2 separate regions of the Homo sapiens genome follow, and region 2 is linked to region 1. A link is an interaction called in ENCODE POLR2A ChIA-PET data of the cell type or tissue named here. Cell type or tissue: K562. All regions are shown on one strand. Each heading gives the region's core, and the rest is flanking DNA. Links, peaks and the distances in the headings are about the cores only.

Evidence for each region. Peaks named below come from ENCODE experiments on the same cell type or tissue, not always from the same donor. Only the 100,000 strongest peaks of a DNase experiment are listed, where the experiment ranks them.
Region 2: POLR2A ChIA-PET joins it to region 1 with 5 read pairs; 1 of 35 experiments calls an interaction of 5 or more read pairs at or near these places.

The regions. Positions count from the first base shown.
Region 1 is chr6:16,089,242-16,093,638 of GRCh38, forward strand. No RefSeq gene overlaps it. Among named protein-coding and RNA genes, the nearest start is that of MYLIP, 38 kb to the right of the region's middle. In K562, for the core only: no CTCF peak of the experiment used is centred there; a DNase peak (open chromatin) is centred at 1,906.
Region 2 is chr6:15,425,144-15,429,540 of GRCh38, forward strand. The region is part of intron 3 of JARID2 (jumonji and AT-rich interaction domain containing 2); the gene reads left to right. Among named protein-coding and RNA genes, the nearest start is that of DTNBP1-AS1, 120 kb to the right of the region's middle. In K562, for the core only: no CTCF peak of the experiment used is centred there; a DNase peak (open chromatin) is centred at 2,358.

The sequences.
Region 1 (4,397 bases), core at 252-4,251:
CTGCAGGGTGTACCAGAAGCGTGGCGCCAGCATCCGCTTCTACAGAGGCCTCAGGAAGCTTAAAATCATGGTGGAAGGTAAAGGGGAGCAGGGACTTCACGTGGCTAAAGCAAGAGCAAGGAGAAGAGAGCCAGTGGTAGGAGGTGCCACACTCTACAACAACCAGATCTCGTAAGGATTCACTCACTATCAAGAGAACAGCACCAAGCCATGAAGATCCACCCTGATGACCCAAACACCTCCCACCAGGCCCCACCTCCAACACTGGGGATTACAATTCAACATGAGATTTTGAGGGGACATCCAAATGAGATCACTATCCTTGAATGCAGCAGAATGTAGTGATACTCTCGAACTGAGTATAAGTGTCTGCTACTGTACAAAGCATATTACTCATGGCCTCTTTATTTACACTGGTGTGTTGTAATTTAAGTTGGCTGTTGCTATAGTTTGATGTTCAGCCACTTGCAATCTTGGCTAGCTAACATAAACTCAGAAGTTTGGAGTCATACAGAGATTCTTGTTTCCAATATAGTATGTAATATAGTGATTTGGTGTGGGGGTGTCAATTTGATGACTTCAATATCTGTTACCCAAACATATCAAAAAAATACAGTCTGTTTCAGTCTTTTAGACTGTTATAAAGCCAAATGAGGTCATGTCTGTAAACTGCTTTCAGCTCTTTGGTGGAAAATACATTATAAACAGTGTGTCTTCTTCTTATACATAATAACTTGTTGCTGGGGAAGAGCTCAAAATTACCTTACATGGAATATAAGATATTCATGGAGGTATTTGGAAATCTATATCAGTCTCCTTTGTACTTATTTTTGGAAATGGCAATTTTTCCCAAATAAGAAATAGAAACTTATATGGGCAAATGTGGACTGTTAGAATAAAGTTTTCCTTTATTAAAAATTCTTCCCCAAACTAGACAAACAAGTAAAACCAGATAGGATGTGTGTGTGTGTGTGTGTGTGTGTGTGTGTGTGTGTGTGTGTAATTTTTATGAGACAAATTGGGTCTATTGATCTTAGGAGCTATTCAATCACTATATAATCAGAGAAGAAGACAGCTTGATGCTAGTATCTTTGTATGGTGGTTGTTTCTGAACTATACTGTATTGCTTTCCTATCATGCACATTGATATGTACACTGAGGTTCATTCTGCATTTGCGAAATAACTCATGAGCAAGCCAATGTTCAAGATAACTCAAGTGAAAATAACATCATAAAGGTGTAATAACTATCTAACTATATTGGATCCTGGGATGTTGGGAATTGGGAGAGGCCAATCCTGGATGTGCTGGCTCACTAACTGGGATCCTAGGTTGTTTGAGAACCTGGAGGCAATGTCATGAGCAGGCAACATGATCACTCTGACTGACCCGGCAAGGAGGCACCCAAAGTCCCATCAGAGACTTTGGAGATGCCACAGGCAGGTGTGAGGCTGAGATGGACACCAGATGAGTGACAAAGGGCCTGGCACAAAGGGCCCTGCATGGATTTAGTAGAGCATTCCTCAGCCATTTCAGCTGGCTTCTATGCCTACCTGCTTGGGAAGACTTCCCTCCTTGGCAACTTAACAGGGACTAGACAAACTCTGGCCAGATATTTGGAGCACACAGAAGCAGTTCTACAGATCTGTATTGCAATTATTTGTTTTACACAGATAAATAAAAACTGAGATTAAAACTTTGTTCAAGAGAAATAAGTTATTAATCCCCCCAGGATTTTAAAAATTCATTTCTGAATCAATTTCATTAGAACAGAAATAAGTCTACCTCAATGGGACAGATATGGAGAGTAGGCTGAAATGAATGGAAAACTAGATTGCAGTGCTGTCTGGTGGGTGTTGATAACAATGAGGTGCTCCTTCTACCAAAGCAGTGTGTCCAGGGCAGGTGAGATGCTCAGAGATTAGGGTAGGGCAGGACTTCAGGGGGAGCCTGTCTAGCAGGAAAGATAATTGTTCATTTTACAGTTTGACCTCAGGTCTAAAGAGTCTGCTTGGGGCTGGCCTTGAAGAAGGATGCATCGTCCCTGCTTTCTGGCAAAGGTAGACTTTCTTATTTGAATCCTAAAGCCTAAAAGAAAAAGAAGAAAAAGAAATTGTCATTAATAACTGTTGGTGACCTAAAACATTACACGTCACTCAAACTAATATTCCTGTTGAATGTTGTTATCACATGTCACTCAAACTAATATTCCTGTTGAATATTGTTATTTAATTACATTGAAATTATTGACCTGCTTGTTATACTAATGAAAGAAAGAAAAATTGGTAAGTGTAAACCTATCAGTGAAATGGTGCTGCTAACTCAAGGGACTTATCGGTAGAATGACCCCATAAAGTTTTCATCTCAAGTAAGGCAAAGCCATGTAAGGAAAAAATTCAGCCGGGCATGGTGGTTCATGCCTGTAATCCCAGCACTTTGGGAGACCAAAGCAAGAGGATTGCTTGAAGCCAGGAGTTCAAGACCAGCCTGGGCAGCATGGTGAGACCCCTTTTAGTTTATTTTGTTGTTGTTGTTGTTGTTGTTAGTGCTTATCTATGTCTTGTTATATTTTTACCCCAAATACATTATTTGTATTAACTGTTTTCAGTTCATAGAATGTGGATGTATTTCCATGGCAGTAAGTTTTTCTGTACAACCCATATAATCATTTCAATGGGTGCATTATATTCTGTAATATGAATCTCTCATCGTTTAGCTGATCTTAAATTTTAATCTTTTTATTGAACATCCAGGTTTGCTTTCTCTTCTTGAACAAAATACAGATGGTAATTCCTATGTATATCTTTGTTTTCTTGCTTAGTGAGGGTAGAAACAAGGTCTCTTGTTTACTGCTGCATTCCCAGGAATTAACAACGCACATAGTAGACGTGTAGTATAGTAAATATGAACTGAGTGAATTAATGGCCTGGTTATTTCCATAGGATTAGGAGCGGGACTTGATGGTGAGGCAGGCAGCCTGGTGATTGGGGTGGTTGAGCTGCTTGTGGCAGGGACTAGAAGTCATCTAGGTTTGCTGACGCTAGAGATTGCCTGGGAGAGAGGAAGAGGCACAAAACTGGAGTTGACTTCTTCAGATACTTGCTGAATGCCTACTGTACACATAACGGCAGGAAATAAAAATCACTTCCTCTCTTGCTTTGTTTTTCCAAAGCGGTCAGTCTCCCTCCTGCAGGAAACCAAGGTTTGAGGCCAGTTTCAGGCCAGTGTTCCTTGTCCTGTTCACCATTTTATGCCAGCAGTAAGTAGAGAAGAATGGCAAAGGGCCTACCAGATTTAAGTCTCTACCACTTACTGGCTCTGTGACCTTGACTTGCCTAACCCCTTGAACCCTGGTTTTATCTCTGCAATATAGGAGTGATAATAATAGCTAATAATAATAGTTGTTGTACCTTGCAGGGAGTAAGAGATTAATAAGGGTTAACTATTGCTAGCTAATATTATTATGGATTCAGTAAGCTTCCATATGTTCCCTTTCATCCTTTTTCATGAGAGAAAGCCACTGTTAGCCCCAGACACACCAATGTACTGACACATGTATATATGTTGAGTTTTCTAAAACACAATCATTTTATGAATTAGGGACTATTTGCAGCTACAGTGGCTGTACAGTAACACACTCTTTGATTGAGCAGAGAAATTTTTGTTCTTGTTCACCTAGCTTTTAAGTCATGCTTTTTCACCACATAGCTATTAATAAATGATAGTGCCTGGCACCTCGGTGAGAAGAGTCACTATTTACCAACACCCCCACCCCTACTCCTGCCCTCTTACAGTAGGAGAAAAGGTCTGTATGAGCTCGATGGGAAGCTGTTTCTGAGCTTAGGATTGGGAGAACAAGCTGCAAAATGTCAGTTGTGGGGTTCAGAATTTCAACGTATGTTGCTCTTTCAAAATAGAATAAATTGTTCATTTCTTCTCAGCTGACCACAGATGACTCAAAGATAACCCTAAAACCTCGAAGGAGAAGGAAGGGAAGTGAGCCCTGATGCGGAATGAGCAGTATTGTATATTACTGAAAGATGTGGAGCTCTGAATATAAAAAGATAGAGAGTTAAGGGCCAGGTGCAGTGGCTCACACCTGTAATCCCAGCACTCTGGGAGGCCGAGGTGGGTGGATCACCTGAGGTCAGAAGTTTGAGACCAGCCTGACCAACATGGTGAAACCCCATCTCTACTAAAAAAACAAAAGTTAGCCAGGCATGGTGGTGCATGCCTGTAATCCCAGCTACTCAGGAGGCTGAGGCAGGAGAATTGCTTGAACCCAGGAGGCGGAGGTTGCAGTGAGCCGAGACCACGCCATTGCACTCCAGCCTGGGTGACAGAGCAAGACTCTGTCTCAAAAAAAAAAAAAAAAAAAGAGAGAGAGTTAAAAGACAG
Region 2 (4,397 bases), core at 112-4,111, 660 kb before region 1:
ATAATGTACTGATGACAAACAGAGAATAGTATAGTTGTACCTTCAAAATTTTTGGAGTGGCCTGAGAATTCTGGGGTGTGGCAAAGTGATTCCATTTTAACCTTCAGAGGATTGTGACCTCCAAGGAGCACATATGCATAGGTGCTAATTTGTAAATGAAAACGCATGCTAATAGTTTTCTCAGGTGCTGAGATGCAGCTACATATGATTGATTTAAGCCTGTTTTGAGCCACAGAAATCTGCATCCCAGGGAAAGTAGAGAAGTAAATAATTTTTGTTGCGGTGTACTGTGGTATGAATGTGCCCCCCAAATTTCATGTGTTAGAAACTTGTTCCCCAATGTAGAGGTGTTGGGGTCATGAGGGCTGCACCCTCTTGAGTGGATTAATACCTTTATCGTGGGAGTGGATTCATACCTTTATCATGGGAGTGGATTCCTTATAGAAGGACAAGATAGGCCCCCTTTTGTCTCTCTTGCCATATGTTGCCTTCTACTCTACTATGTTAGGTAATGGCATGAAGGCCATCACCATATGCCTGTCCATCAGTCTTTAAAATGGTGAGAAATAAATTTCTGTTCTTTATATGTTACGCAGTGTTAAGCATTCTGTAATAGAAGCCTCAAATGGACTAAGAGCGCAAGTGTGCTGCAAAAGAAAGATGCGTGAAGTTTGTGGAACACAAGCAGAGTGACTAGGGAAATTGCGGCAGCTTCAATATGGTCATGTGTGCACTTCATTTTCCCATATCTGGGAGATGTAATAAGAGCGAGAAAAGGAGGAGACCCTTTTAGTATTGTGCTTTTCTGGGTAAGTCAGTCCTCTTTGACGTCCTAATAGCATGATGTGAGCTGCCAGCTGTGGGTTTCTCAGCCAATCTAATGCAGGGAAACAGGCCTGTACCTGTTTCTGTGAACATGGTAGCTGGGTGCAGTGCAGTTATAGTAATAACATGATGAGCTTCTTGAGTACTGGGCAGTTTGCCTTGGGAGGGGACAGCAGCTACTTGAGACCTGCCACTCAGGAAGGGCCAGAGTTTTCGAGATTGTGACTCTTAATAATCCTCGAGTGGGGCCGAGGTTTGACAAGTGAAGGGTTCTTTGTGCTTCTTAACAGGCTGCTTCTAGAAGGCTTTGTGTGCTTCAGGGCATTCTCTTTACCGATGGACTTCACAAGCTGGCTGAGAGAGAAGGCAGGATTGAATTATAAACTTTTCTTTACCAAGATGGTGAGCTGGAGGCAAGATGGTTAGTTGATATTCAAAAGGACGCACGTGGATGTTGGGCAGGCTGCACATTGGACAGGCCCAGCTAGGCAGACTGGAAATGACCAAGAACCCAGGTAGTTTGTAGAATTAAATGAAATAACCTGTCTCCACACTATGTAGGAGGTTACTATGCTTAAGTGTTGGCTCCCAAATCAGTCTAAGCCAAGATGTGCTCAGAGGCACTGAATCAATATTTGTTGAATGGATGTGGACTGACAGCACTAGCTTCCTTCAGTTATAGTAGGGAGTGGAAGAGCTCCAAGAGGGTTTCCTGTCTTCACCTTAGTAAATGAAAAACAAACCCCAATCTTGCTTGCTTGCTGTTTTTCCAACCCCCAGAGGATGAGGTGACTTAAGCCTAATAGATTCTTGGATAATTACAAGGAGGTCAGGAGATTTTACCATTTGAAAGCCATCAGTGCCATTTTATGGTTTTGATCAAAAGGCTTATTTATAGTATACATTTACATTGTTTAAGTGTATGTGTTTGTTAAAGAATTACATAACTGGCCTGAGTAATGGGGGGTACATCAGCACCTTGATATATTTGGAGTAGCACTTTGCAGGAATGTAAAGGAGGGCTGTGTCTGGCAACCCTTTGTGGCTGTGTGCAATTTATTTTTAACCTTGCCATTTATGCTTATCTTCCTGAAATTGTGTTTTATGAGTTTGAAACCTGGGTCTTCTTTCTTTAACAAGTTCCTGTTCCTGCTAGACTTGGGTCTGTCTCTAGAGAGGTCTTATTAGATACTCAATTCTTCTGCATAAACCTGCACCACACTCTGTCCTAAGAGTTCAGAGCATGTGAGTTGTAGTGTGATGGAAGGAATCGCAAAGCCTGGACCTGCCGCAGAATATTTGCATCCTCTGCAGGTTTAGATGTTGGCGAACACTTGTTGGGACTTCATATTCACCCCCATTATTTGCTTCAGGCTCCTGGCAAACATACTAGCTTCTTCCGCATTTGTTTATTTTCTAGAAAACAAAAAAGGCTGGAACTTCATTTTTATTACTGCAGTGGCCATTTCCTTTTTCTGTTACCTCGGAGATCAGATTGCAGGGATATCACTTCCACCCCCCATGTAAATTATGGTCTAGTATGCTTTGTGGTTGCCATGGAAACTGCTGGATACAAGTTTCTTTCCTTCCTCCTCTAAGCTCTTGCTAGGCTTTTAAACAGTAACATTTTTGTCTCATCCCTTTGCCCTCCTTGCCTTTTCACACCCCCAAAGGACAAGTCTAAACACCACCCTGATCTTTTTCAGCAGTTTCTGACCCTCCTGGGAACATTTGATCAGTTCCTGAATCTTCCTTAGTGTGAATGTGTAGACACTGGTTCCTGGCATCTTACGTGAAAGGCACTAGATGCTGGAATTGTGAGGGCTTGGAGTCACCTGGTTTGTGAAGGAGGTGACAGCCATTAATGTCACTTGTGGTTCACATGTGAGTGCTTATATGGGGTTGTTAGACATACCTTTTTTTTTTTTAATGCAGAGTGCTGCTTGATGTTAATACCTCACTTGACTGCCTAGTGCAATTGCAAGTAGTGCACAGTGCTTTAACTAAGATGAGAATTGAATGTTTCTTCTTACTACTGTCGCCGTATACTTCCTGTTCCCTCACTGCCTCCCTCCTATTTTATTGTAAGATGGGAGTCTGGCGGGTGATGAAAGGCAGCAACCAAAGTGACTTGTTTTAGAAGAAAATTGGGTTCATTTCTGCTTTTGGAAATTTTAAGGAGGGGTTTTTATGGTAAGTGGGTTTTTTTCTACACAATAAGGTAAATATCATGCAAGAATATTTTTTCCTTTAGGCTCAATGGCTTTAATTTGCAATGATAGAATCTTCTTTTTTTGTTAGATATATATTTTTGTTATACTTTAAGTTCTAGGGTACATGTGCACAATGTGCAGGTTTGTTACGTAATGTATACATGTGCCATGTTGGTGTGCTGCACCCATTAACTCATCATTTAGCATTAGGTATGTCTCCTAATGCTATCCCTCCACCCTCCCGCCACCCCACAACAGGCCCTGGTGTGTGATGTTGCCCTTCCTGTGTCCAAGTGTTCTCATTGTTCAATTCCCACTTATGAGTGAGAACATGCCATATTTGGTTTTTTGTCCTTGCGGTAGTTTGCTGAGAATAATGGTTTCCAGCTTCATCCATGTCCCTACAAAGGACATGAACTCATGCAATGATAGAATCTTCTAGTGCCAGGCATGGTGGCTAATGCCTGTAATCCTAGCACTTTGAGAGGCCAAGACTGGCGAATCACCTGAGGTCAAGAGTTCGAGACCAGCCTGGCCAACATGGTGAAACCTTGTCTGTACTTAAAATACAAAAATTAGCTGGGCCTGGTGGCACACACGTGTAATCCCAGCTACCTGGGAAGCTGAGGCAGGAGAATCGCTGGAACCCGGGAGGTAGAGGCCGCAGTGAGTTGAGATAGCACCACTGCACTCCAACCTGGGGGACACAGCGAGACTCTGTCTCAAAAAAACAACAAAAAAAAAACAAACCCCCCCCCCAAAAAAAAAAAAAACTTCTAGAGTATAGTCCTCATTAATTGTCTTGATAGCTCCATCCTCATACTTAAAGCTATTCACAGAATTGGTTGAAAGCAACATCATCCATATGTGATTGTCTTGCCTGTGTTTGGGTGGGGCGAGGAATAGGTAGTCTTTGCTTTCTAGGCTATGTCCACTTGAGTAGGGATGGGTCCTTGTTTATCTTTGTATCCCCAATGGTGGCAGAGTATCTGCTGTGGAATAACAATTTGCATGTTTTTGAGTGTGTAAACAAATTCTAAGAGTAGCTAAACCAACTATTAGGAAAAGGAATCTTTTTCTTGTTCTTTTTTTTTTTTGAGGTAGTTGTGGTCTCACTCTGTCACCCAGGCTGGAATGCAATGGTGTCATCATAGGCTAACTACAACCTTGGATTCCTGGGCTCAAGCAGTCATCTCGCCTCAGCCTCCTGAGTATCTGGGACCACAGGCACATGCCACCATGCCTGGCATACATTTTCATATTTTGTAGAGGTTGGGTCTCAGTGTGTTGCCTGGGCTGGTTGCGAACTCCTGGTGGCCTCAATTGATCTTTGCACTTCAGCCTCCCAAAGTGCTGAGA